2 separate regions of the Homo sapiens genome follow, and region 2 is linked to region 1. A link is a loop called in an ENCODE intact Hi-C map of the cell type or tissue named here. Cell type or tissue: Caco-2. All regions are shown on one strand. Links, peaks and the distances in the headings refer to the core of each region. The heading gives the core; the rest is flanking DNA.

Region 1 (15,142 bases), core at 4,137-12,136:
CTCCTTATGAGAATCTAATGCCTGATGATCTGTCACTGTCTCTTGTCAACCCCAGATGGGACCATCTAGTTGCAGGAAAACAAGCTCAGGGCTCCCACTAATTCTACATTATGTGAGTTGTATAATTAGTTCATTATATATTATAATGTAATAATAGAAATAAAGTACACAATAAATGTAATGTGCTTAAATCATCCCAGGACCACCCTCCTGTACTCCGCTGTATGTGAAAAGGTTGTCTTCCATAAAACTGGTCCCTGGTGCCTAAAAGGTTGGGGACCACTGCTTTACGTGATCCCATCTGGCCAATCTCTCAGTAACCCTGTAAGGTAAGGTTGGAAGCTACTCTTATGTCATAGATGAGGAAACTGAGGCTGAAAGGAGGGAAAGTGACTTGCTGGAGTTGGTAGTGGGGACAGGCGTGGTAGAGTCTTATAGTTCAGAGCTGAGACTGCATGGGTTTAATCCTGACTCTGCCACTTCCTATTTGTGGGGCCATGGATAAATTATTTAAACTCTCTTAATTTAGATTTCTCATCTGTTAGAAAAGTGGAGTAATATTAGTGTCTACCTCATAGCATTAGGGTTGTTGTGGGGATGAAATAAGGTATTTTATTTGAAGTATTTCATGGAGTGTTTGGCTCATAGTAAGCACTCAATAAATAGTAGTAGGTATATTTAATGTAATAGATATTTATTGAGTTTCTACAAGGTGCTGGCACTGTTTAGGCATTTAAGATGTAGTAATGCATGAGACAGACGACATTGCTGCCTCTCATGGAACTGAGCTTCTAGCTGGGAGACAGAATCAGCAAATAAATATACGATATCATGTCTGCTTATACATATTAAGTGCTACTGGAAAAGGATAAGGAGTAGAGAATAATAGGGAGAAAAGAAATATTGTGGATATTTAGGGAGAAATGTTGTGGATAAAATGGTTAGGGAAGGCCTCTCCAAGAAGGTGGTATCTGGGCAGAGTCTTAAAAAGTGAAGGAGTGAGCCACTCAAAAATTTCTGGGAAGAATGTCTAAGCAAAGGGAGTGAGCATTTGCAGAAGCCCTGAGGCTGGATCAAGCCTGACAAGTTTAAGGACCCACACGCAGAGCAGTGGTGGCCAGAGAGCTGGGAGTGACGTGTAGAGAGTGGTGAGGGATGAGGACAGGATCTGTCAAGTCTCTCAGCCCTGGTAAAAGATTTGGGTTTTACTCTGCATGTGCTGAGTCCTTTGGAGGGTGACAAAATATTTGCAAATCATATATTTGATGAGGAACTTATAGCTAGAAATAGAAAGAGGTCTTATAATTCAAAAAACATAAACAAATAATCAAATTAAATAATGGGCAAAGGTTCTGAACAGACATGTCTCCAAAGATAGACAAATAGCCAATGAGCACATGAAAAAGATGCTCAACTGCATTCACCATCAGAGAGATGCAAATCAAAACCACAGTGAGATACTGCTTCACACCCACTACAATGTGGCTACAATAAAAAATACAGATAGTTACAAGTGTTATCAAAGATGTGGAAAAACCAGAACTCTCATGGGAGTGTAAAATGGTGTAGCCACTTTGGAAAACATTCTGGCAATTCCTCAAGAGGTTAGCTGAGGCAGGCAGATCATGAGGTCAGGAGATCGAGACCATCCTGGCCAACATGGTGAAACCCCGTCTCTACTAAAAAAATAGAAAAATTAGCTGGGCGTGGTGGCATGTGCTTGTAATCTCAGCTACTTGGGAGGCTGAGGCAGGAGAATCACTTGAACCAGGGAGTCGGAAGTTGCAGTGAGCTGAGATTGAGCCACTGCACTCCAGCCTGGCGTCAGAGTGAGACCCCGTCTCAAAAAAAAAAAAAAAAGGTTAAACACAGAATTATCATACGATGCAGCAGTTCTTCTTTTAGGTATACAGCCAAGAGAAGTGAGAATATATGTTCACACAAGAACCTGTACGTGAATGTTTATAGCAGCATTATTCATAATAGCCAAAAAATGGAAACAACCCAATGTCTATCAACTGGTGAATGGATAAACAAAGTGTGGTATATTCATACCATGGTATACTATTTGGCCTTAAAAAGGAATGAAGTACTGATACATACTACAACACAGATGAACTTGAACATGCTCCATGAAAGAAGCCAGATGCAAAATGATTCTGTTCATGTAAAATATCTAGAATAGGCAAATCTATAGAGACAGAAAGTAAATTAGTAGGTGCCAGGGGCTGGGGAAGTTGCGAGGAAATTGAGAGCGACTGCCGATGGAGCTGGAGTTTCTTCATGGAGTGATGAAAATGTTCTAAAATTGATTGTGGTGATGACTGCACAGCTTCGAATACTGAGGCTCCTCGACTTACAATGGGACTGTGTCCTGATAAACCCATCATAAGTAGAAAAGATAATAAACTGAAAATGCATTTAATCCAACTAACCTACTGAACATCATAGCTTAGCCTAGCCTACCTTAAATGTGCTCAGAACACTTACATTAGCCAACAGTTGGGTAAAATCATCTAATATAAAACCTATTTTATAATAAAATTGTTGAAGATCTCATGGAATTTATTATATCCTGTACATGACTTCAAAACTGTGATGGTTTCCCACAATTATAAACTTGAAAAATCCTAAGTCGGGGACCATTCTGTGTATTAGTTGAACTGTACACTTTAAAAGACATGAATTTTATATTAAATGGTATGTGTATTAGGTCTCTGAAAAGCGGCATGGGTGTGTACATGTATATAAATGAGCTCTGCCAGTGTCAGTAAGAGTCACTGGCATCACTCATGCCACCTCTCTCTCATACACACACACACACACACACACACACACATATATATACACACATGTGTATACATACACACACAAACAGAGTGACGTGCCATGTATTAAGCCGTTCTTGCATTGCTGTAAAGAAATGCATGAGACTGGGTAATTTACAAAGAGGTTTAATTGGCTCACAGTTCTGCAGGCTTTCCAGGAAGCATGATGCTGGCATCTGCTCAGGCTCTGGGGAGGCCTCAGGAAGCTTACAATCATGGTGGAAGGCAAAGGGGGTGCAGGCATGTCACGTGGCCAGAGCAGGAGCTAGAGAGAGAGAGTTGGGTGAGGGAGAAGCAGCTGCACACTTTTAAATGACCAGTTATCTAAGAGAACTCACTCATTGTCATGAGAATAGCACCAAGAGGTTGGTGCTAAACCATTCAGGAGAAATCCACCCCCATGATCCAATCACCTCCCACCAGGCCTCACCTCCAGCATTGGGGATTACAGTTCAACATGAGATTTGGACAGGACAAATATCCAAACTATATTACACCATATAATAATAACATTTTGGTCAACAATGGATTGCATATATGACAGTGGTCTCATAAGATTATAATACCGTATTTTTACTGTGCCTTTTCTACATTTAGATGTGTTTAGATATGTAAATACTTACCACTGTGTTATAATTGCCTGCAGTGTTTAGTACAGTAGCATGCTGTAAAGGTTTGAAGTCTAGGAACAATTGGCTGTCCCATATAGCCTAGGTGTGTAGAAGGCCGTACCATCTAGGCTTATGTAAGTGTGCTCTAGGATGTAGCCTAGAAGCTACCCACTAGGAAGTGGAGAGCTGGAACTTGACCCAACTCACGTGCTCTTTCCACGACTCCCCAGCTGCCTGCACATTGACTGAGTGTTGTCCGTGGGCTAAAAGGCTCAGGATCATTTAGCTCACTGCCTTGTCATGGGCAGGGCTCTTTTGGCTCGCTGTGCCCTATTTAAGACAAAATTGTCTAATGAAACATTTCTCAGAACATATCCTTATCACTAAGTGACATTTGACTATACACACATGCATGCACGCACATATACACACACACGCATACGTAGCTTTACTGAGATATAATACATATACACACACAGATGTGCATTTATAGGGAAGGGGGAAAAGTAGTCCATTGGAGGGTTTTGACTGGGAGAATGACATGACTTGATTTATGTGTTTAAAAGATTATTCTGGCTCTTGTGTTGCGGACTGACCATAGAGAGTGTTGTCATGTAACAAACCACTCCAATAGTAGCTTAAAACAATAAAGTGTTATTGTCTCTGACAGTTCTTTGGATAACTGGGCTCAGCTGGGTGGTTTTCACTTGGGGTCTCATGTGGTTTCCATCAGGTAATGGCTGGAGCTGGTGTCATCTGAAGACTCGACTGGGCTGGATGTCCAAGATGGCTCCTTCACTCAATTATCTGAGTCTCAGTGTTCCTTTGCATGGCTTCTCTCTTCAGCAGAGTAACCTGGACTTGCTGTGTGACAGCTCAGGTTTCCAGGAGTCAGGACACAGGAACTGCCAGCCCTCTTAAAAGCTAGGCTGGAAGTACACAGCATTACTTCTACCATATTTCATCAATCAGATAGTCACAGGTCAGCCCCAGATAGAAGGCGGTGGAAGGCTGGACTCTCCTTCTCAGTAGGGAAGTGACAGAAACCTATAGGGAAGGAGGAATTGATGGCAGTCATCTTTGGAAACAAGCTACCACAGGGGACTAAAGTGGAAGAAGGAAGAACACCAGTCAGCTGCTGTTAAGATTATTGTCATCAGTATTTCAGCGTTCTTGTCCTTGCCTTTTCTGAGTGGAAAACATGCCTCCTGACTGGCATCTTGAGCTTTGGTCTGGAGGGGCCTTGCCCTGTCATGATGGGAGGGGAGCTTTACAGGTGAGCTGTCATTCCAGTCAGCATCTCCCTAGCTCAGTTATAGAGAAAGTGACCTGGCTAGGTTATTTTGCCCAGGGTTCCAGAGGTGGTTGTCATGAAAGCAAGGGGAGAACCGGGTCTCCCAGGGTCCCAGCCATTTTCTTATTGCTAGACCGCATGTAACTGAGAATCCCACTCTGAGAGTTCTAATCTGGGGGAATGAGCTGTGAGCCAGCTTTGCCAAGCAGCTTAATTCTGTCCATCCAGATTAAATTTGCAGCAGCAGGGAGCCAGCTGCCCTCTCAGCCAGGGGCAGGGGAGTAAGCTGAGTCCCCGAGGGATGAGCAGCTGTGGAGGCTGTTCCTAGGCGGACCCCAGACATATGGAGCACCCCCTGTGTGCCTGGCACCTGCTGGGGATATGATGGTGACCAACTCAGGCACATGCCCTGTTCTTGAAATAAGCTGAAGGTCTGAATGTGGTGGTCTGGGCCTTTTGTTTTTTCCCCAGAGATCTTGTGGATGGGGCTCCTCAGCTGGAGGAGGGAGAGGTCAGCTACCGAGTGCCCCCTGCTGATGTTGAGGTAAAATGTGGCTTGCTCAATAGGCCACATGTGGTGTGCTCAATAAAGATTGAGTAAACTGAGCTCTTGAAAGGATGGGGAATGGAGAAAATGAATCCAAATTAGGGGTGAGAGACCAAGGTGGATGCTTTGAGAAGGGCTCCCTGCCAGCCTTAGTGTGAGCTGTGGGCGAGCTCCCCCAGCAGGGAAGAGCCACTTCCTTGTGTGGGGCAGGTGTCGTGCTCAGTGCCGAGGGGAGATACAACAGCAGTTTTACCCTCAGGATAGGGCTGGCAAAGAGGGGTCCTGTGTGACCATGGTGACTCTTTCCGACATGTGGCAGAGCTCATTCATCACTCACAGCGCTACTTCCTGCTGAACTCAGGTGGATTTTTAGTTCCCCTAATAATCAATGAGAGAATACAGTCTGAAATCTATTTGCCCTCTCTGTTCCAGGAAAGGGGTCCCAGGAGGAAGGGAGTTGCCTGATGACAGGGAGCGCTGAAAATGTCACTAAAGCTATTGGAGTGGGAAAAGCCAGGTGGGAGACCAGGTACCGTTGGGAAGCCAACGGGAGAGTAGGTAGGGAAGAGCTCTGAAAAAGAGAAGGAATGGAGACCCTGGGACAGTAAAAATACTGCCAGTGCCACTTGATATTTTTGCTACCTTAGTTTATAAAACAATTTCCTTGATTACACCCATTTAACAGATGAGACCATGGAGGCCTAGACACTACCCACTAGGAAGTAGAGAACTGGAACTTGACCCAACTCCAACTCAAGTGTTCTTTCTACTACTCCCTGGCTGCCTCCGCACTGACTGAGTGTTGTCCAGTAGTCTGTAGGCTGATTGGTTCCGGGTGATCCTGTTTAGAGGTCATTGAGTTCATGGCCCTGCCTGGGAAGAGCTCTTTTGGAACCCTGTGCTCCATTGCACTAAGAAGCCGCAACACCCTGATGTGTACATCCTCCTCCTGGAGTAGGATACAGTTTGCCTGAATCAGATCAGTTTCATATCCAAGGCTGCCATGTGGGAGTTCATGGAGCTCACGTGTGGCTTTGCATAGGGCAGGTGGTTATGGTGTTGTACAGGTATTCTTGAAACTGGAAAATGAATTTAATGGAAACTATTTCCAATTCCAGCCTATCCAAGAGAATGGCATGTTCACATCTCACCCTTTTGACCCTATTTGACCTGGATTTCTGTCCTGGTGTGTGTGACCCCTCCTTGCCCCCTGCCCTCAAGATCTTGACGGGCTCAAGCTGGTGTTCTAGGAGGCCACGCTTATGGTTGGGCTGGGCTCAGGCTTTGTTGTCACATTCAGTTTTCTGTTTTGGTACAACGAAGGCTTTGAGGAGATAAACAGAGATCATTTTACACCTTTTATATTATGACAAATACATATTGCAAAACACTGCTGCTTCCAAAATGTTTGGGTTGCAGAGCAGTGAGGAATTAACAGCTAGGCAGTTCCCGAGATGCTTGTACTTCATTTACACATCAGAATTTTTTTTACACTGTTCAGTAAAATAAAAGTGAGAAAACACACATACGTGCACGTGCACACCCCCATGCACACCCAGTGCACCACCTGGCTTCTATATCAGGAATGTCTTAAATTAGTAAGTAGTTCTTTAAGTCCAGATAAACTGATAAATACCATTAATGGCTTAATTTATTCTCTGGGTTTGAAATTTGACACACGGACACTATCTTGGCTCAGGAAACACAAGTGGTTTTGTGCCAGAGGTTTTAATGACCGATCAGTAATATAAATTGCTGCATCACTGAGCAGAAATAGCTTCTCCATGTCATTTGATCTGGAAACTTCTCTGGCCAGGCAGCAGTTAATAAATTTAAAAATAATTACCCTCTTTATTCAAAGTCAAACTAATTAGGAGTGGGTTTTACAAATCATAATGTTGTTCAAGCCACTGTACATCCCCATTTGGGACTTGAACAGGCCTGGGGGCAACAGACAGGATCCGGTGGTGTTAATTAGAGGGCAGCGAGATAACTTGGCTGCTGAGCTCCAGGGTAGGAGGCCGGGCAGTCTTCAGCATGCCCTCGGGAGAAAATGGGAGGTCTGAGCAAAGAGGCCATGAGGGTGACCTGTAGGAACCTTCAACTCTTTCAGTCCATCTGTAGGGGACCCAGAGCAGCCACCTATTGGTAATGTGAACATGGGGGAGTTGGGGCCAGGGCTGGTCTGTGTGGGCCTGGCCAGAGAGACTGAGGGAGTCAGGGAGCAGGAAAGGGGGATGGGCAAATGACTGCCTGGGGACAAGAGACCTGCCTGAAGGCAGGGAAGTGGATGGGATGATCTCTAGAGGACATTACTTCCTAGGAAAGTTTGAGCCCTAACAGAGTGGTGCAGGTTTGTCATGCAGATTGCAGGGAAGAGGAACCCCATGAAGCCTAAAGTCAGAGTGTCAAGTGCAGGGTATTTGGTGCACAGTGACCCAGAACTTGGGATCTGGTGTCAGACTATCTAGATTCCAATTCCAGCCCCATCACAGATTGGATAATCTCAATATAGGCCTCGCATGGAGTAAGTGCTCAGGAAATGGAGGTGCCAGTTTCTCTCATCGCATCATCCTGGTCTTCCTCAGAGGCTTCTGAGAACATGGATTTCCCCCACTGGATAGGTTGACGGGGCCAAGTCAGTGAGGATGGTGTTGGAGGAATAGGAACAGTATACACCTGCTTTGCAAGGCCATGGTGAGGTCTTCCAGGATCCCTGACTATGTCCTCCGGCCAAGAGGACATTTGCAATGTGCCCACTGAGTTAACAGCCACTGGGGCCCTCTCAGTGCAGTTGAAAGAAGTGAGGGCAGATTGAAGCTCCACACTTTGAGCAATCTCAGGGAGCAGATTTGGTAGATCTTAAGGCCCTGAGGTCTGGAATGCCCAAAGCTTCCCAAAGGAACCATTCCCTGTTGGTGTCTAAACAGGTGATGTGTAAACCCAGGCCAGACAGGCCGCAAAACTGGAATCGAGACTAAGCAGGTGTACCAGCCTCCAGGAGCACCAGGCCTGTGCCCTTCCACGTCTTAAGAGGAGGCTTCAGTGACTGGTGCCCTCAAAGGCTCAGGAATTTTGGGTTCCTGGTAGGGTCCTGAACCATGTCTGCTATCACCAGGAACCTGGGTATTCCCTATCTCTTGACTTCTTCAAATAGAACCTTCCACCTCATCCTACCTTTTCGCCAGTAAGAAAAAAGAGGCAAGGTCATTCCTAGGTTTAGAAGTTCTGAGGCTGGGAAGCTTAAGGGCACCCTCTGCAGGCCCAGGGTACTAGGTTGAACTAGACCCTAGACTTACCCTGGAGGAATTCAGCTCTCTCCTCCAGCCCTCAACCTGCCCTGCAAGGTCTGCCAGGTTAGTGACTCAAGTTTGCTGTGAGAGTAGCCTGTGTAGCTGGCTTATCCTGTAGTTCCTTCATTTCCTCATTCTCTGAGTTTTTAAGTACCTACTGTATGCTAGGTGCTTTGTGGACTTAATACATAATAGTGAACAGAAATTGGGCCCTGCCTTCCTGAAGGTTACGGTGTTATGAAGGAAATGAGCATGTAGGTTGAACTTGCCTTAGGTACAGATAATTCAATAGCTGTACTCTTTTGGATACTTTTGAGTTATTATTTTTATTAAGTCTTCACTATAGTCCAAAAATATAGACCTTTTTTCCTCCCTAATCTTTGCCAGAGAAAACTGAGTCCCAGAAAGGTTAAGGAAGACCAATCTGGGGCAGGACTTGAATGTGTGCCTTGGGCTTCTGTACCCCAGAGCCCACATTTTAGCATTGTCTTCCCTCCCTGTGGGGGCCTGGGCATCAGCTCTCATGTGCGGATCAATGGATCAAAGCCCCTATTTGAAAAAGGGGGTCAGTTAAGAACACACAATCCAAACTAGAATTAGGGCCCACGAGTTCAGCCCAAGGTTCTCTCCACTGTGACTACAAAATAAGTACTTTCTTTTACTGGCCTAGAAAAGGTTGCTTAGTTTCCACATTACTGCGTCACAGGGGAAGCCACTCAACCAGATGCAAATGTTGAGATGCTGGTTCTCATCCACTGTGTTGTCGGCTGCAAGAGTCTTGCAGTCCAGAAACGGCATACCTCTGGCGGCTGAGGGTCCATGCTGTGGACTCTGCCCTTCCCTTCTAGCAGGGAGTGGGCATTGGAGGGAACCCCACCCAAAGGGTCCTCTTCGTTTCAGTGTGAAGGAGTCTAGGAGGCATATACTCTGTCTTCCCCCCACTCTCTGTTTCTCTCTCTTTGTCTCTCTCTCTCTCTTTGCACTGTGTGGCCTCCCCCTTTGGAGGTGCAGAACTGTCTCTCCAACCTTGGTGTTGGCTGCCTGCTTGCACTGGCCCCTCTCTCCTGATATGTTAATAATATTTGGAGGAAGCTTCAGAGACAGTCCCTGGCTCTGAACTTCAGAGTAGAAAATGAAGTCCTTGTTTGGAGAATTTTCTGTAGTGGGTGATCATGGTGGGGGCAGGGGGTGGGGTGGGAGTAGCAGGCAAGACAGAGGATTTATTTTATTTTAATTATTATTTTTGAGACAGAGTCTCGCTCTGTCGCCCAGGCTGGAGTGCAGAAGGCAGAGGATTTAAAAGGGTGAGCAGCAACGCTCCTTCCCTCAGGATAGCTGCTGGCCTTGCCCCCTCCTGCCCTGAGCTTGGCACGAGGGACAGTGCTGGGCACCAAGGAGTCCTGTAATGATAGGAAAACTGGCAACTGTTCTAGTTCCTGCTCTCAAGAACAGCCTCCCAGTGGCTGGTCCCAGAGGAGCTGGGAGGGGGCCAGATGATGACAAATAACTTAATCTACCTAAACTTTACATGAAAAAAAAAAAAAATCCAAACGAACCTCAAACCTCTGTCCAAGGTGGAGGGTATCGGGGAGGACAGGACAGTGAGTCATCAGAGGGACAGGCAGACTCCATGTGGTTTGCTGTGACCTCCCCATTGAAAACATAATAGCATTTGACTTTTATAAATATCAGAGGTGATTTGTATAGCATTTCACATTCTGTGCCAAGGAATTTAACATGAGAAAGCTCAGGCTGAAGAACGGCCGCGGAACGTCATAGGCACTTTGGGAGGAGGGTCATGTGCTGCTGTTTGTACAGTCAGTGCCCCAGCATAGATTTACTCTTGACCTAATTTCATGCTGTTACTATAAAGGCATGTTTGATGCCTAATATAGAGTTTTATTTTCCAAGCACAGGGGCTCTCGGCTGTGCTGGAGCTGCTTGCTGTAGAGTAGGGAGGAACAACCCAGCCGTCTCCTGCTGGCCCAGACCAGCTATTCTTTCTCTCCATTGTTCACCCTAGTGGCTCCCAGGGCCCCTCTGGCCACCTTCTGGAGGGGCCCCCGATACTCTTTTTTAAATTAATAAATTTCATTTTTTTAAGAGCAGCTTTAGGTTATAGCAAAATGGAATGGAGAGTATAGAGTTCCCACTGTACCCCCGTCCTCACACGCAAGTGCACAGCCTCCCCCACCATCAACATCCCACGCCACATGGGTGGTACATTTGTTACAATTGGTGAGTCTACGCTGGCACATCATTGTCACCCAGGGCCCACAGTTCACATGAGGGTTCACTCCTGGTGGTGTACAGTCTGTGGATTTGGACAGACATGTAAGGACACGCATTCACCATTTTTGTATCATACAGAATAGCCGCTTCACTGCCCTGAAAGTCCTTTGTGCTCTGCCCTTTCATCACCCCAGCACATTTTATATGAAGCATCACTGCCCTGGACAGTGATTTGAGGGGATCAGTGGTGTTTGGCTCTTTTGGGATTGGAGAAGGAGAATTTAAGCAAGGCAGGTTTGGATTAGAAAGGGCTGAAGCTCATTTCCTCCACAGACATCTTGAGTGTTTCTCGATGCCAGACATGGATGCTGGGTCCTGGGATAGGGATTTTGGACATGTATGCTGGGACCTGGGACCGGGATGCCAGACACGGATGCTGGGCCCCGGGACGGGGATGCCGGACATGGATGCCGGGCCCCGGGACGGGGATGACGGACATGGATGCCGCTGGGCCCAGGGACGGGGATGCCGGACATGGATGCCGCTGGGCCCAGGGACGGGGATGCCGGACATGGATGCCGCTGGGCCCCGGGATGGGGATGCCGGACATGGATGCCGCTGGGCCCCGGGACGGGGCTGCTGGACATGGATGCCGCTGGGCCCCGGGACGGGGATGCTGGACATGGATGCTGGGCCCCGGGATGGGGATGCCAGCCATGGATGCCGCTGGGCAGTGGGCAGGACACAGACCTTGCCCTTCCCCGGCCTCCCACCCTAGTGGAAATGTGATTGCAGATTACCATTGGGGATGTGGAGGCAGCATGGTGTTTGGAAGCAATAATGAATTAGGAGAAGGAGAACTAGGTTCTTATCCTGGCTCTGCTATGGACTTGCTTCATATGGGACAAATGGCTTCGTTTCCTTGCTTCTCTCAAAGGTAGTGTGTAGGAATTGGGCAAGAAAAGTACTGTTTGGGGGGTTCTGTGGTTCCAAGGACAGCCTAAGATTCTGATCTTGCATTGATGGTCTGTATTTTTCTCAACCTTAGTTTTTCACATTTGTAAACTACGATTAATAATCATAATGGTTGCTGTAAGAACTACATAAAACCATACATGTGGGGCCGGGCACGGTGGCTCACACCTGTAATCCCAGCACTTTGGGAGGCCGAGGTGGGCGGATCATGAGGTCAGGAGATCAAGACCATCCTGGCTAACATGGTGAAACCCTGTCTCTACTAAAAATACAAAAAATTAGCCGGGCTTGGTGGCGGGCACCTGTAGTCCCAGCTACTTGGGAGGCTGAGGCAGGAGAATGGTGTGAACCCGGGAGGCGGAGCTTGCAGTGAGAAGAGATCACGCCACTGCACTCCAGCCTGGGGGACAGAGCGAGACTCCGTCTCAAAAAAAAAAAAAGAAAAAAAGAAAAAAAAAATCATACATGTGAAGCCCTGAGCCCTGGGAAGGAGGACTGATGTATGCATAAGTGGTAGCTGCTTGCTACTGTTATTTTTAGAGGCCTGCAGTTTCTGTCCCTCACCAGTAGACAAGAATTCCTCCACTTTATTTAGTAGCTTATTCAGTAACAGTGTATTAAATACCTACTGTGTCTGAAGAAGGGATTAAAGATGAAGATCTTTTGCCTCTTAAAAACTGTTCTAGAAATTGGAGGGGAAGGATAGAGTCTGATCTTTGAGGACTATTATTCAGAACGTGGTCTGTGCCCAGCACTGTGGCTTTTTATGTATGGTCCAATATAGTCATCAGGACACCACTAAGGGGGGCTTCACTGTCTGCATCACTGATGAGGAATCACAGGCCCAGAGAGGCTTAAATAATATGACTCATCCAGTGGCAGGACTGGGATTCCAGGTTGGTGTTTTCTTGGGGTGATCTGGCAGGACTCACCGTCCTCACTGGTCTGAGTTGCCCCTTCACTCTCAGAATTGTCCCCACATCCGAGTCCTGAATAATCAACCTCAGTTCTTGATCTCAGGTTTCCACTCGTCTCCCCTCGTGCCCATGCTCAGCCCCTCAAGCTTCTCCTTTATCCCTCTCTCTCCCACTGTCCACTCCTGTGTTTCCTCTCTGACTTCTCACCCTTCTCCTTAGTGACGCCATGGCTGCCTGATGACAGAAAGGAGTTAATAAAAACCAATGTGTAACTGAAACTTGAAAGGCCATAAATTGCCTTGTTTTTTCTAGGATGTTGGTAGCATTTTGATTTAATAGTTGGACAAACACAAGGGCCTATTTTATTCAGAGTTTACAGGCCTCAAGGCTGTTATTCCTCCAAAGTTAATAGCATTGAAATTGCAGGGTTTGCTATAATTTGCCTATCGCTTTCTGCTCCACCATTGATGTTTACTGTCAGCGGGATGGAATCTCAATCCGACTCACTTAGATAACATGTCTGTTAAACATTTAGATAATTGTACCATCATTAACTTGTCACATTATTTTAGAGATTCAAAACAGAGGCAGGGTAAGTAGAGGTACCCAAAGGGAGTGGAGGTGGGAGGAGGGGGAGGAGGAGGAGGAGGAAGAGACAACCTCTTCTGAGTTAGACAGCCAGGAGAGGAGAAAGTTCATTGCACACCTTGGCATCTCATTGGAGGTGTCTAAGTTAAGGAGGTACGTGCCACCAAGCCGGGCCCAGGGTTGCTCCCTGAGGAATCCGGGGACCAGTGTCTCAACCACCGACCGCCGTGGCAGTAGGGCCTGTTATCAGCAGGCCCCTGAGACAGTGTGGCAAATGCTCAGAAACCCTTGGCGTTTCATCCCCGACTTTGGCCTTTATGTACCAAAGTTTCTAAGCTTTCCTTAGGGATGCTGATTGCAACACTATTTGTAATTGCAAAGCAATGAGAATGACCTAAATATCCAAAAGTAAGGAATCTGTCAATGATGGTATGGAAAGATGTCCATGATGTTTTGCATGATAAAAGCTGATTAGAGAAATCAGGTTATATAGTGTGGTCCCATTTCATATAAAATACTAAAGCCACCCTATAAGACTCTGTAATGCTCTATACCTGTTAACAATGATTATCTTTAGAAGTGGGATTATAGGGCAAAGGTGTTCTACTTTCTGCTTTATCTATTTTTGAGTAATAATAATGATGATTTACAAGCACATATCACTTACATAATTTTAAAAATTAAAGTCACTTTATAAATAAGAAAAATATCACCTTCAAGTCTCATTCTGTGTATGGAAGGAGGACTTCTAAAAAGAAAAGGCTGCAAGTACAAATAAATGAGTTTTGGGAGCGCTCATGGACATCAGTATCTCAGCCACACTGGCAGGTGCCTCAGTTTCCCACTGTTAGAACAGATAAATGCCAGATGGAGAATGCAGCACAGGGGAATGGGCCTGTGCCAGCACTCAGAGGTCAGGGCTGCTGTCTTGTTCACTATGGGCCTGACGGAGGAAGTGAGTAAGAAGAGAGCTTTTTCTTACACCGACATAAGGACTGAGGTCACACCTGGAGGGGGTGACAGAGGCCACAAATAAGAATGAGCTCAGCTGGAAGTGGGAGTGACTCCCCATATGGGAGACTTGGGGATCAATTAAATATCAACAGTAGTGGGGCACTGAGCTTGGAATACAAAACTGCCCTCGAGAAATAACGGGGTGTTTGCTCCCTGTTCCCATGGTACCACGAGGTCACAGAGGTGACTACAGTGCTGTCCATCTGGCTTTGGACACTGTTATCTCCTGCATTCCCAGGGCCTTCTGTGTGACCTGGGCGAGAGAACTGTCACTATTGCCTCTCTCCAATCTGTGTGTGCCCCAGTGACACAGGCAATAGGAAAAATGTTTCCCCAACTGTACCGTAAATAATGCAGATATTTGGGCGTGGGAGAAACAAATAATATCAATATTTTATAGACTGTAGGCTAAATAATGTATATATTTAGAAAAGCGGCTTAAATATTTCATATGCTGCAGTGAAGATTCCTGCTTAGAGGCATAATTTGGGCTGGTGAGGGCTGTGGGTTAAGGATGCAGTCCTGCGGAGCCCCGGGGTGAGGGGGCAGAGGGGAATGCAGTAAAAGTGTGTGTGTGAGATTGGAGTGTGGCAAGGACAGGCAGGTATCACTTATTTGGAACCCAAGTAGTTGGAAGTCTCAGATTTTTTTTAACTGTCCTGTGCTCTTTTTGTTTTTAATGTGGGAGAGAGACAAATGACAACCTAATAACAAGAATTTATTTTCAAAAAGTAACTTCCAACCCAAGAGAATTGAAAATGTGTCCACATAAAAACTTACTCATGAACATTCATAGCAGTGTTGTTCACAATAGCCAAAAGGTGGAAACTACCCAATTGCCTA
Region 2 (14,140 bases), core at 1-8,000, 200 kb before region 1:
TCCCAACACTTTGGGAGGTCGAGACAGGCAGATCACTGGAGGTCAGGAGTTCGAGACCAGCCTGGCCAACATGGTGAAACCCTCCTCTACAAAAAGAAAGCCAAAAATACAAAAATTAGCCAGGCATGGTGGTGCATGCCTGTAATCCCAGCTGACTGGGAGGCTGAGGCAGGAGAATCATTTGAAGCTGGGAGGCAGAGGTTGCAGTGAGCTGAGATCATACCACTGCACTCCATCCTATGTGACAGAGCTAGATTCTGTTAAAAAAAAAAAAAAAAAAAGAAGAAGAGATTGGTGCCTCTAGGCCCAGGAAACTGGGAGATGACAAATAGGTTGAAAAGCATTTGCACAGGAAGGATAAACACCAACTTCATGATATTAGGGATCTGGAAAAGGAGTGGAGGATGAGACTAAGGAGGGGTATACAGGGATTCTCAGTTATATTAGTTTTTTAATTTAAATTAAATGGTGGGTTTGCAGTTATGTAAGTTACTCTTTGTACTTTAAGTAGCTGTTATAAGAAGAAACACTAGGAGGTGGGATTTAAGGTATGAGGGTCAGGACCAAGAACACTTAGCAATGGAGAGAAAAGAGGGGGAATCTCGGCTTTGCAACCCCTTGGAAAGATGCTGGAAGGGTCCACACAGCCCTGTTACCTGGGCTCATGATCTTTTAGTGAAGGTGGGAGCAAGCTCTCTCCCTGCAAGTGGATACTGCAACGGAATGGAGATGAGAGCTTCAGCACCACGGCCAGCACCAGCTGGTTTGGTGTTTGGTCATTGAATACTGTCTAACTGGCCGGTTGCTCCTAAGATGAACTAGGAATGAAGTTTCATCTGATACTTCCACTCCAGACATATGTGCTTTTGATTCTAGTTATCAGGGATTCATTAGAAATTTTATATTTATTTTTGCTTTGTTGATGGATAGAGATTAGGGTCTCCCAGCAAAAAGCAAAAGATTGTGAGGCTGGGGATTGGCCCTCACAATCGTTGTCTCCTGCTGAGCAGAGATTGGGCTAAAGATGGGGAGTGTTCATCACTTCTTTCTTGGGATGTCCCCTGGCCCCCATCTGTTGGAGCCTGGTCTGAGAACCAAAAGCTGCCCCATTCCACTAGGACTTGCTTGGACTAGCCATGCTGTTTGGTGATTCTCATGTCTCAGGCCAGAGGGATAGGAAGGTGAACATTCTGGCACTGTCAATGCATCACTGGTCAGTAAACGGGTGGCTACTGGCAAAGTGTCCAACCAGAGAGCTAGTAAGACACTAATCATCCTATTGATTCTCCATCTTTCTCTCCCCACCCTTCACCCACAGTCAATGGGGTGACAGAGCCCAGCATCGAGGCAGCCAATTAATCACCTTGAGAATGAGCCACCACATGTAACATCTTCTGCTCCAGTAGCTACATCCAATCAGCTCATAGATCTGGCATGTGGGCTGTGTTGCCCAGGTATGAGAAACTGAGGCCCAGGGCCAGAGACCCCCGCAGTGCACTAACTCCTGATCATCAGTACAAATCTTGGTCTTCTCCCAAGGAGACTTTTGCTCCATCGAGGGTATGAGAACATCCAGAATTTCCCTCCCACCTGTTATACCTCCTGGAAGCTGCTTCCTCCCCTCCTCTTGACACTTTAGCCAGTTGCCTCTCATTCTGTCCTAGCAGAGAGGAGACCAGAAACACTCATGTCTTTATAAGTGCTTCCGGGAAGCTTGCCAAGTCTCTTGCCCATCTCCGCTTCTCTCCTGCAGCCTTCTCTATTCACCAACAAGTACACTCAGTTCTCATTTCCTTTTCCCATTTACCCCGTTTCTCAGTGATGTTATTTCTACTAAAAAGATTCCATCAAAGGTGCTGAAAGTGCCCAGCCTGAACCCTTCTGTGAGTTTGTGACTGGCACTGCTTCAAAGCCATGGAGTCTGTCTCCTGCCATCCTGGAAAGGAGGCTGCCTTTCCTCTGGACGTTGGCAACCTGGCCTCAAGGATCTCAAGGGCACCTCCCAGGAGTGGACACTCAGTGGTTTTCTGAATAGCTCAGGCAGACTGGCTGCACTCAGAGGCCAGGATATGGGCATAGGGGAGATTCCCTTCAGAGAACACGAGGCAGAAAAGTTGCCTGGTTGGGTGAAGGAGGGGGAGGAAGAGCTTGCAGAGAGGTGCAGTTCAGCATTCACCAGCCAGATCCTCTTCCCTCCCCCACCTCCCCCCAGCTTCTGAATCAATACATTTTGAATCTAATCTAATAACAGAGATTTAATGAGGGGATAATGCATGTGGAGCCGCCAGGCGCTTTGTCTCTTCTTTCATGCAGCAGCTGGGGCCCATTATCTGGGGACAATGCCCCGTGCTAATCACTCCCTCTCTCTCCTCCCTCCCAAATGTTTGGGGAGGGGAGGTGAGCGAAAGAGGGCAGCTCCTCCCTTGATTGGAGGGAAGTGGAAGGGTGGAGGGGGGAGGATGAAGTCGAGAAGGTTCTGGATGGTTCCCACACAATAGTCTTGACCTGACGCCAACTCACTGGTCTTCTTCCCGGGCCACACTGTGCACCCTGATCAGTGAGAGGTTGGGGGAGCCCTACCAGTGCATACAAACAGCAGATAATTAATTATCAGCTGCAGTATCAGCTCTGGAAGTTGGGTATTTTTTTTTCTTTTTTCTAACTTGGTCCTCTATAATTTAAGCTATCCCATTGAGGCCTGTGATTGGCCAGCCCTGACTGTCATGGTTAGAGAATTAAACCCTGGTTTTAGAGACCAAGAATATCCCTCTCTGAAACAGAAGCCTGATCTATATTCTCTTTCTACTATCTGGAGGCATGGAGTTTAGACTGTAGGAAGAACTTTCTGATAATGCTATTACTAACATGAATTAGATCGGGAGTGGAAAGGGAAGGATTGGAATCTCATTTCCTAGAAGACTTTAAAAAGAGACCTTTATCTGTTGAGGTTGGGAAGGGGCAGATCAGGAAGAAGAGAAGATCTGCCTTGATTTCCTATCAGAGGTCCAGTTGGGAGGGCTCCCAGAGCTGGCACACCCAAAGCCTGACCACTCCTATTCATTTTTTGAAACATACTTATTGAGGACAGTGAAAGAGTGCCGTGTGAACAGGGAGATTCAAAACTTGAAATCTGGCCCCAACACAGGCTAGCTCTGAAACCCTGGACAAGCACTTAGCTGCCCTGTACTTCAATCTTCTCACCTGTAAAATGGGAATCATATTAGTACATGGCTCATAGGTGTGGTGGGGACCGTGCTCCCAATATGGAGCAAAAGTCCAGGAAATCATGAGGCTGTGGTGGGGAGACGGCTAGAGGCGTATCGGCCCTTCTCGGATGGCTCACATCTCATTCTGAATGGGTGAGAACTGCTCATAGGGCACTGTGGAGGAGAAGCCTTTCTCCTTCATGTCCCCATTTTACAAATGAGCGAGTGAGATGAACTGGTCACTCAGCATAAGCCCAGAGGGGGATGAAGCTCCTGTCCCTATCAGGCTGAATCCAGACCTCTGTGTCCAACACTTTCCTGACTCTTTTCTCCCATTACCACCTTCCCTCCTTTGCCTCTGCACACTCAGAGCTTCTTTGCACACGGTTCCTCCCTAAAACCACACCTTTGAGTTCCTGCTCTGGGAAAGCCTATGGGATACTGGCAAACTTTTCTGTGCTCCTCCTATGCAACACCACCTGCTGTGTCCCTGTATCTGCAAAGAGAGCTAAACTCTTGGCAGACAGACACATCATGAGTATGACAGCTGGGACTAGGGGAGCCTGGAAATTCACCACCATGAGCCTGGGAGAACTCCAACCCCCCCCTCCCAACCCCCGTCCCACTTCAGATGGAAAGAAGTATCCATCCTAAAGACCCCAGTGAGATGTCAATCTTTGGCCGGGGCGGCCACAACCCTGCCTTCTAAGTGGTTTCCACAAGGTGGCAGCAAAGTCCAGAAGTTCTATGGAGGGGCCTTTAGGAACTATTTTGTTGCCCCCTTCCGTCCCCCAGCCTCAAAATAAAACCCTCATCCCTCTCCAGGGGCCTTTGAAGCCCCCTTCCTTCAAGGCCAATACTTTCCTTTGGGCCATCATTAAGGACTGTGCTCCAGAGTGCTTTGGAGTGCTTTTACTCTATTCTGATGCTCTGGCAGAGGCCAGCCCCCAGTCCCCACCCCATCACACACCTGTGCCCATGCAGATCCCCCAGCAACTCAGCCTCCTACTTATGTGCTCACACCTGGACCTCACCTTCAGCTACACGTGTAGTTAGTTGCTCCAGCTATTTCCCTTTCTGCTGTTGCAATGAAGATATTGATGCCTGATGGCAAAGAAGGCCATTTTACCCCAAACCCACGTATACAGAGGCTACAGACTCTCTGCCTTTCTCTTCTGCCCATGTCTCTAAAGCCCCAACTCCAGCTCATCTCACACTGGCTTTGAGGTGCTCCTCAATGGTCCTAGGAAATGAGGGGCAAGAGTGAGGTGCTGCCCGGAGCAGGAGCTGGGGGAGGACGAGGTCCGTGGTTAGATGGGGAGGACGCGACCCTGGGAGATGTTCACTCATCAAAGGGCTCCAGGGCAAGGACTGGAGAGAGGAAGTTGGTTCTAGGTAGGGTTTTCGTGACATGATTGCCTCACCCATCCCATGGCAGGTGCTGTTGCTCCTGCTAGCTGTGTGGACTAGTTTCCTGTTGCTGCCGTAACAAGTCACCAATGTGAAACACAAATTTGTTATCATACAGTTCTGGTGGTCAGAAGTCCAACACATGGATCCACAGGGCTGTGTTCCTTCTGGGAAATCTAGGAGAGAATCTGTTTCCTTGCCTTTCCCGGATTCCAGATGCAAGACACCTGCACCTGTATTCCTCAGTTCGCAGTCCCTTTCTTCAGCTTCAAAGCCAGGAGCTCAGTACCTTTGACTCCTCTCTCTCTCTCTCTCTCTCTCTGTGTGTGTGTGTGTGTGTGTGTGTGTGTGTATCTCATCTCTGCTTCTCTGCTTTGCTTTGTCACATCTCCTTCTCTGACTCTCCTAACTCCATCTTTCCTTTATAAAAACCTTTGTGGTTATAAAGGGCCCATCTAGATAATTTAAAATAATCTCCTCATCTCAAGATTCCTAAATTAATTACACTACAAAGTCCCTTTCATCTTGCACCTTAACATAATCACATGTTCTGGGGATTGGGAAGTGGGCATCTTTGGGGGCCCATCATTCTGTCTACTATCCTGAGACCTTAGGCACTTTGCTTTACTTCCCTGTTTCCTCACCTGTAAAGGTGACATCATAAAAGCACTGCCTTATGGATTGCTGTGAAGAATAAAGGAGCTGATACAGGTAAAGGGTCTGGCACAAAGTAAATGGTTGACAAATTTCAACTATGGTTTTATTATTGTTCGTATGTATAAATCTAGAAGCTTCCTGCACAACAAAGTTGAGGTATGGTTCATCACAGACCCGTTGAATTAATACTGTAAAGGAAATAATACTTTTTATCAGGCATTTGTGTAAAATGGCAACTTTGTGGTGATGAATATTGAGTTCCTTTACAACTTTGTTTTTTTAGACAGAGTCTTGCTCTGTCACCCACGCTGGGGTGCAGTGGCACAGTCTTGGCTCACTGCAACCTCTGCCTCTGGGTTCAAGCAATTCTCCTGTCTCATCCTCCTGAGTAACTGGGATTATATTTATTTAATCTCATGCACCATGCGATGGCAATGAAGGTTTACCCAAAACCCATGTATACACAGGCTATGGAGGACTCTCTGCTTTTCTCTTCTGCCCATGTCTCTAAAGCCCCAAATCCAGCCCATCCCACACTGGCTCTGAGGTGCTCCTCAATGGTCCTAGGAAATGAGGGGCAAGAGTGAGGTGCTGCCCAGAGCAGGAGCTAGGGGAGGGCAAGGGTCCTCCCCCAGCCAGGTCCACACCTGGCTCATTTTTGTATTTTTAGTAGAGATAGGGTTTTGCCATGTTGGCCTGGCTAATCTCAAACTCCTGGCCTCAAGTGATCTGCCCACCTCGGCCTCCCAAAGCGCTGGGATTACAGGCGTGAGCCACTGTGCCCAGCCCCTTTATAACTTTAGAAGAAGAGAATAGAAAAGCAGAGTCATGGAGGTAATGATTCCAGGACACCAGACTGGCAGGAGACAGATGGTCAGGCCAAAGACGACCTCTGTCTTTTCCCTACCTCCTCCTACTCCCAGGATCTGCTCATCTTCCTGGGAAGATGAGGGGTTTAGATGGTGGTAAGCACTTTTTTTGAGCAGAGTCTTGCTCTGTCGCCCAGGCTGGAGTGCAGGGGCATGATCTCTGCTCACTCCAACCTCTGCCTCCTGGATTCAGGCAATTCTTGTGCCTCAGCCTCCCAAGTAGCTGGGACTACAGGTTTGTGCCACCACTCACAGCTAATTTTTTTTTTTTTTTGGTAGAGATGGGGTCTCACTATGATGGCCTGGCTGGTCTCAAACTCCTGACCTGCCTCAGCCTCCCAAAGTGCTGGGATTTCAGGCGTGAGCCACTGCTCCCAGCCCAGATGGTGGTAAGGACTTCTTGAAGCAAGAGGTGTTAAACACAGAATGGGTGTAGAATTATTCACTCAGAAGCCTTTAACAGAGACACCCACCCCTTCCAAGCCTCTCCTGTAGAGGCAGGAGATGGACAGGATGACCTCTAGAGACCTTCTGAGCTTCAGGTCCAGGAAATCCTGCCTTTCCATCTGCGTGACACCTAATCAAGGGCTCAGGCTCCAGCTCTGTGCACTCCATCCTTTCTTCTTGGTCAACCCTTCCACCCCCCCTGCCCTTTTCCCCCAAGGGCTCGTTTTTCTGGTTCTTACTAATGAAACTCAAATCCATATGGGCTTGTCTTTGGGCTTAAAATTCCCATGAGGTGTTCACTCCTAAAAGTCCCCTGAAGGTGAGCAGAGCATTTCTCCTCCTACTTTGTCCTCAGCCACGATGTGCTCTCTCAATGCCCTCTCCTACGTCTGTACTCTCCCAACAACTGTAATCCATGTGTTTATTGTTGGGTGATTTGTTTAGCATTTATCTGGCTCCCAGCCTGTAAGTCTTGGAGGCAAATATTTCACACCCTCTTTTCCACTCACACATCCCTTGACACACAGCTCACGCTTTGTATTTAGTGAGCATGGCAATGAATGAATGGACTGGGGCTGGGAACAGGGACATGGACCATGCAGAAGGAAGACCATATCTAAAACCCTTCTCTGGGCTACTCTTCAGCTCTCACCATCACTGCTGGTTTGAGTAGGGAGAAAAGAGTGGAGGCAGCTGAGAGTGAATCTTCTCTGAGACCCCTGAAGAAAATGAATCGGTGGCTCACGCCTGTAATCCCAGCACTTTGGGAGGCTGAAGTGGGTGGATCGCTTGAGTCCAGGAGTTTGAGACCAGCCTGGGCAACATAGTGAGACCCCGTCTCTACAAAAAATAAAAAAGTAGCTAGGCTCATCCCTCTAGTCCCAGTCCCTCAGGAGGCTGAGGCGGGAGGATGGATTGAGCCTAGCAGGTCGAGGCTGCAGTAAGCTGTGATCGTGCCACTGCACTCCAGCCTGGGCAACAGAACAAGTCCCTGTCTGAAATAAAGAAAAGAAAAGAAAACGAATCCTTTTCCCCCGGAAGTTCCACATTGTGCTCTAGTGGGTTTGGGGCTGTGTCTTCCAAAACCATGATCCCCTGTGGCAAGGACTTGACTGGATTTTACCCAGTGCCATATCGAGTCCTGCACGGTATGCTGGGCATAGGACAGAGGCTCAATCTTTGTAGAATTAATGAAGTGGGTGCTAGCGCAGGTTCTCTTGAAGTCCATTTCCTGTCAGGATGACCATAAAAGTTATCATCCAAACCGGAGAGTTTCTGTCCTGGAAAAAGAAGTGCATTGACAATTGCACATAGACGACGCCCTCAGGTGGGGCTGCCCCAGGCACGCAGGGCATACGGTGACGCTACCTCTCAGGTTCTCCCCTTCTTCCTCAGCTGAGACCAGAGCCCCAGCTGAGACCAGAGACCCAGCTGGTTGGGCTGTGAGCTTCTGATTCCCAGGGATTCTCTGACCTGCCCCCTAGAGTCAAGAGAACTCCGGCTAGGGGAGGAGGGGAGAGGTCTCAGCAAGGCCCTTTGTCCACTGTGGGGTCATGGCTTTTCTCCTGAGGTTCGCCTCAGGTCAGAAGAATTTCCTGTGGGGTCACAGGTCAAATGCCACATGTCCTCAACAGAGCTAGGAGGAGATCTAGCCCTGCCTCTGCCCTCCCCTCCCCCAGGAAGAAGGATGGGCTGATTCTGGAGCAGGAAGCAGCCGCTGAGAGGGTCAGGAGCCCTGGCCTGCAGGCGGGGAGGGGCTCTGAGGGAATCCCCTCTCCCTCCCCGTCACCCCACCACCCCCCACCGTCAGAAGGACAGGGTTCTGGTCACTCCCTCCACCCTTACCCAGAAGGCATCCTTGTACGTGGGGTGGGTGGAGGGGCGCTGCTGGCAAAGGGGACATGCTCCGTGGGGTGGAAAGTTGGCTCTATGGAGCTGAGTTGACAAGGGATCCCCAGATAAGCCATTGCCTTGAAAGTCTATTTTTCAATAATAATCCCATTTGTAGAGGAGAAACCCATATACTTCCCTGCAGAGTAAAGAGAATGCGCAATTGCTTTTGCTAAAGGGGGAAATAGATTTGGGTCTCTTCAGAGCTTCCTGAAAGCTCCCTGGGGGTTCCCAGAGTTTGAGGGTGAAACAGAAATCCCTCTAGGGCCAGGCCATATCTAAGCAGCAGCCCCTCTAAGGGGCCCGATGTCAGAGAGATGGTGGCAAACGGGGTAAGAAGCCCTGCGCCAAAGGTCTACTATGATGTATGCTGGGATGTGGGATCAGCATCACCATCTCCCGCTTGTGTCTGGGGCCCCAGCTTTACAGCATTGCTGTGTCAGGTTGCAGAGGTTGTGTACTGCACAGGCCTGGGTGCACCATTTACATAGACTCTGATGTGAATGGGCCCCTGGAGTTGTACCACTTAGGAAGCTCTCATCACATGGCTTTACACATGCTAGTTTCTCTGCCTAGAATGTCATTCTGGTAAGTTCCTACTCAACCTACAAGACCCAACTCAGAGTTCATCTCCTCCACGGAGTCTTCATGTCTTCCTCTTTGGCTCATGTATCATGCCCACACAGACTTCTGTTCTGTGACTTACTACACAGTGTTCCAATGATTTTTTTTTTTTTTTTTTTTTGAGACGGAATCTCATTCTGTCGTCCAGGCTGGAGTAGAGTGGTGTGTGATCTCAGATCACTGCAACCTCCACCTCGCGGGTTCAAGTGATTCTTCTGCCTCAGCTTCCCAAGTAGCTGGGACTACAGGCATGCACCACCATGCCTGGCTAATTTTTGTATTTTTAGTAGAGATGGGGTTTCACCATGTTGGCCAGGCTGGTCTCGAACTCCTGACCTCAAGTGATCCACCCACCTCGGCCTCCCAGAGTGCTGGGATTACAGGCGTGAGCCACTGCGCTCGGCCCCAGTGATCTATTTAAGTGTTTGTCTTCCCCACTCTTCTCAGAATCTTAACCTCCCCCATGTCCCTGCCTTCCTAGCACAGTGGCTAGAATATGGAGGCACGGAGTGAATAATGATGACTGAGTATTGGAGCTGGAAGGGCCTGTGGGGGATCCCGAACCCTTTTGTTGTACAGAAGAAGAGACTGCAGCCCAGGCAGGTGAAGTGTCTTTCACTTTTGCAGCAGATGGGAACATGCAGGATAGATTCAGGCAGTGATGAGCCCTCAGTACTGTGGACAGGGCAGTCTTACAGGAATGAGAGTGGTCTCTATTCTGAGAACCCTTGGAAACTGGGACCCAAACCTTCTTTTTAGTAGGTTACTCCCTCCTGTCCTCTTCTCTCTCTCCTCTCATTTCCATTGCTGGGTATTTTAAAGGCTATTTTGACTCTCTCTGTTGTAATAAGAAACTAGCAATTAACTATTATAAGGCTGTTTTACAATCGTGTGGAAGCCCCTTTTATCCACGTTGCTTTAAATGGTTACATCTTTTATCCCTAGTTTTCAGGAATATAAAACTTTACAGCGTTTGCTGCAAACCTTCATACTTTGCTTTGCGGTTTATTGCTCCCTCTGCAGATATATCTTTCACATAAATAAGACTTTCATCTGTACAGTACTGGGCTTCATCATTGCAGCTCCCTGTGATTTCATCAGTGGAACTTGGCCTTGGAGCACAAGGTGATTCACATGGAGCCCCCAGATCCCCTGTCCTCTGATCAGGGCTACAGCAACAACCCTGGGATGAAGGAGGTCATGGACTCCAGAGAGAGGGAGGCATGGTGCAGAGTCCTGGAGGGGGTTCCCCCCATTCACCCTGTGCCTGATCTGAGGTTTGGTTCCCCGGAGACACAGGTCGAGAGTGTCCTGGCTTCTCCCATCTTTGGGTGGAGAAGTCTTCCCTGGAGGTAGCTAGGGAATGGCAGAAATAGGCTTACTCAGAGCTCCCCGAGTCATGCCTGGGCAGAGGATGAACGAAGCTCATGGGCAGCCACTGCTCTGGCCATCTTGAGGTGCCAGTCTGAGGGGCAATCTGAGCAGAGGCACCATCTGGAACAGCCATGGTGGCAGGGAGGACCACACAGACTCCTGGGTTTGAACTGATTTTCTGTTTTACTGAATTTGGAGTGTTTGGATCAAACACAAAAATGGATGAATGAATAGCACCTCATATGGTGGCCATGAGAATGGCCTCCCCTGCACCCCCAACTACAGTGGGTGTAATGGATCAAGGACCCTAGCACTGCTCTGAAATCCATGGCAGCCCATGGCTGCTTTTGTGCCAAGGCCATGCTGCTCCTAGCCAGTGACTGAGCAGGACAGGGATGCTAAGGGAGGCCTATTCCTGGGAGACAGGGGACTCCTCTGAGGGCTGACAGGCTGGAGGACTCCCCAGTGGCCTTGCCAAAGCTTCCTTATGCTGCCTGGCAGTCTGGGAAGATCCTGCCCAAGCTTCCTTCCCTCCCTCCTTCACTCACGTCAGCACTGCATCGCTGTCTGACAGCTCTCACAGCCTTCCTTGGCTCCCTCCCCATTTCCCTCACAGGCTTTTGCCCTAATAAAATCCTTGCACATTTAATCCCGTCTTGGCATCTGATTCTCAGAGGACCTGGAATAGAGCATCTCTCATTTACATAAAGAGAGGACATTGTATGTATGAGTGTCACTGTTAGAGATTCTGTGTCTCCATATTGTTTGTGTAGATAGTTGTTAGGAAGACACAGAGACAGGTAGAAGTGGCGTGTAAATGTTTATTTGCAGTGCTGGAAGCAAAGGTGTATGTACCTCTAGGTATAGACATACGTAGGTGGGTATAAGTCAATAGCTATAAATATACTTTTAAACTTGTCATCCAACACTTGGGAATCAAATGCTAATTAGCTGGTGTTGTTATTATATATGTGGGAAGAGTAATGCATGTGTAGCTATAATAATAATCTAACATATACATCTTTATTTATACACATGATTTTACTTAATCCTCACAACAACTCTGAGAAGTTCAATTATGATTTCTATTTCACAGTTGAAAAATGGAGGCCAAGAGAGGTATTCCAGTAGCAAGTGGCAGAATCTGGATTCTTCTGCAGATAATTGTATGTATATTAAGCTAAACAATTAATGTGCATGCATAGAGAGGAACAGGTGGGATAGGTGGATAAAGTGTATGTATCTGAACATATGTGGCAGCTATGTGTGGACCAGCAAATAGATTAGGATATATAAACTTCTTCCTACAATCTTGTCTGTAACTCAGGACTGAGGATATGATTGTGTTTGAACCTGAGCTCAGACTGTGTTTGAACCCCAGCTCAGACTGTGTTTGAACCCCCAGTTCTGAAAACTTATTTCACTGCTCAGCAGTGAAAAACCCCATTGCCTCCTCTTATTCATCTCATCACCTGGATTCAAGGAATCCATGAGTTAGCTCTAGCACTTGGCATCGTCAGTAGCAGATAATGATGCATATATCACTTTGTGTTTTGTATAATTGTTCTCACGTCTTGTTTTCAAAACTAAACTGCTCTTGCTAAGATCAATACAGACTTCCTAGTTGTCCAATCCAATGGAAACTTTTCAGTGCTCCCTCTCTGTGACATTAACAGTGTTGAGCACACTCTCCCAAATCTCTTCTCTGTGGCTCCTTTGATGCCACCTTGTTCTGACTTTCTTCTCCTCTATCTGGGCGCCTCCCTCTCAGTCTCCTCTTGGCTGCCCTTTGTCCGTTCTGAGGCAGACACTACTTGTTGCCTACCTAACAGTTTTCTTCCCTTGCTCCTTTCTGATGGAATTCTGATTTTGGCCAAGCATCCCCCTTCCTCTGAGTGGCAATGGAGTTCCTGAGAGTTGAGCCCAGTCCTTGCAATGAATCCTGGTCAGTCTAAACTACCGGTTCTCAAAATGTGGTCCAGAACTAACAGCATCCACCTCAGCTGGGAACTGTTAGAAATTTGAATTCTTGGCCGGGCGCGGTGGCTCATGCCTGTAATCCCAGCACTTTGAGAGGCCGAGGCTGGTGGATCACAAGGTCAGGAGATTGAGACCATCCTGGCTAACACAGTGAAACCCCGTCTCTACTAAAAATACACAAAATTAGCCAGGCGTGGTGGCAGGTGCCTATAGTCCCAGCTACTCGGGAGGCTGAGGCAGGAGGACGGCGTGAACCCAGCAGGTGGAGCTTGTAGTGAGCTGAGATTGCGCCACTGCACTCCAGCCTGGGCGACAGAGCCAGACTCTATCTCCAAAAAAAAAAAAAAAAAAAATTGAATTCTTGAGTCTCTTTTGAGTCCTACTGCATTGAAAGCTCTGGGGGTGGAATCCAGCAACCTGTGTTTTAACCAACCCCAGGCCATTCTGATGCGTATTCAAGTTTGAGAACCACTGGTCCAAGCCAATCATGGTGAGTGAGTGGTCTCGTTCCCCTTTCCAGTAATTGGATTAGGCACGGATATGATAAAATTTTTGCAAATGTGAGATGAGAAGCTTGCTGGAGGAGAAGGTCTCAGAGAGATTTCTTTGCTTCTAGAAGAGACATGAAGAAGAGATGAGCCCTCTTCATCTGATGAACACTGTGGTGCCGACGTGGTGCCTGGGACTGTGGTAGCCAGGTTTGATAGTGAGGAACAGCCTACAGGCAAGCCAGCATGTTGAGAATGGCAGAGCAGAAAGATGGAAAGGGTCTTCTATGGGCCGAATTGAGTGCTCCCAAAAGGAATGTTGACATCCTCACCTCCAGCACCTCAGAATGTGACCTTATTGATATAATAAGTAAGACCATTGCAGATGTAATTAGTTACACTGTCTTACTCGAACAGGGAGGGCCCTGCATGCAGCATGACTGGTGTAACAAGAGGAGAGAGACACTCCAGAAGAGGAGGGCCGTGTGATGGCAAAGGCAGAGGCTGGAGGGGTGCATCCACAAGCCAAGAAATGCCAAGGACTCCTGGTAACGCCAGAAGGTGGAAAAGTCCAGGAAGGATTCTCCTCTGCCAGTTTCAGAGAGAGTGTGGCCCTGATGACACCTTGATTTTGACGTCTAGCTTCCAGAACTGTGAGAATACATTGTGGGTTTAAGCCATCCAGTTTGTGGGACTTTATTATAGCAGCACTGGGACACTAATACCAGGACCTCATGATCTAGAAACTAACCCTACAGACACCCTGGACTGAGACCGCTTGTTATGTGAAATAACTTTCCTTATCATTGAAGCTAGTTGAATAGCAGTATGTTTTTGTTTTTCAATTACTGGCTTGCTACAGTTTTCTGACTGATAACCCTTAGGTCTTCGTGTTCCTCAGGGTCTGCTCTTGGTCTCCTCTCTTCTAACTTTACAGCTGGGGAGACCTCATCCACTCTCACAGCTTCAGATACCACCCAATGGGCTCCTAACCCTCAAATCTGTGTCCCCAACCCAGACTGCACTGTTGAATTACATATCTAGTTTCTATCTAACATCGTCCCCTGGAGATCCCCCTCAAACTCAGCATGTGCGATTTCAATTTGCTATCAACCCCCTCCTACAAGCTGTACTTTCTATGTTTCCTGTTTCAGTGAATGTCACAACTACCGACTTAGGGGTCCCAACAACATAC

What was found. Peaks named below come from ENCODE experiments on the same cell type or tissue, not always from the same donor. Only the 100,000 strongest peaks of a DNase experiment are listed, where the experiment ranks them.
Region 2: a loop joins it to region 1, with 6 times the contacts of the local background. A loop is called at or near these places in 14 of 110 quality-filtered maps.

Annotation. Positions count from the first base shown.
Region 1 is chr11:114,187,921-114,203,062 of GRCh38, forward strand. All of the region lies in intron 4 of ZBTB16 (zinc finger and BTB domain containing 16), which reads left to right. Among named protein-coding and RNA genes, the nearest start is that of NNMT, 100 kb to the right of the region's middle. In Caco-2, for the core only: no CTCF peak of the experiment used is centred there; a DNase peak (open chromatin) is centred at 8,591.
Region 2 is chr11:113,990,610-114,004,749 of GRCh38, forward strand. LOC124902760 (a long non-coding RNA gene) reads right to left here. Exons shown (of 2, transcript XR_007062895.1): 2 at 5,352-5,461. Among named protein-coding and RNA genes, the nearest start is that of HTR3A, 23 kb to the left of the region's middle. In Caco-2, for the core only: CTCF peaks have their summits at 564 and 3,939 (motif pointing right); DNase peaks (open chromatin) are centred at 732 and 3,922.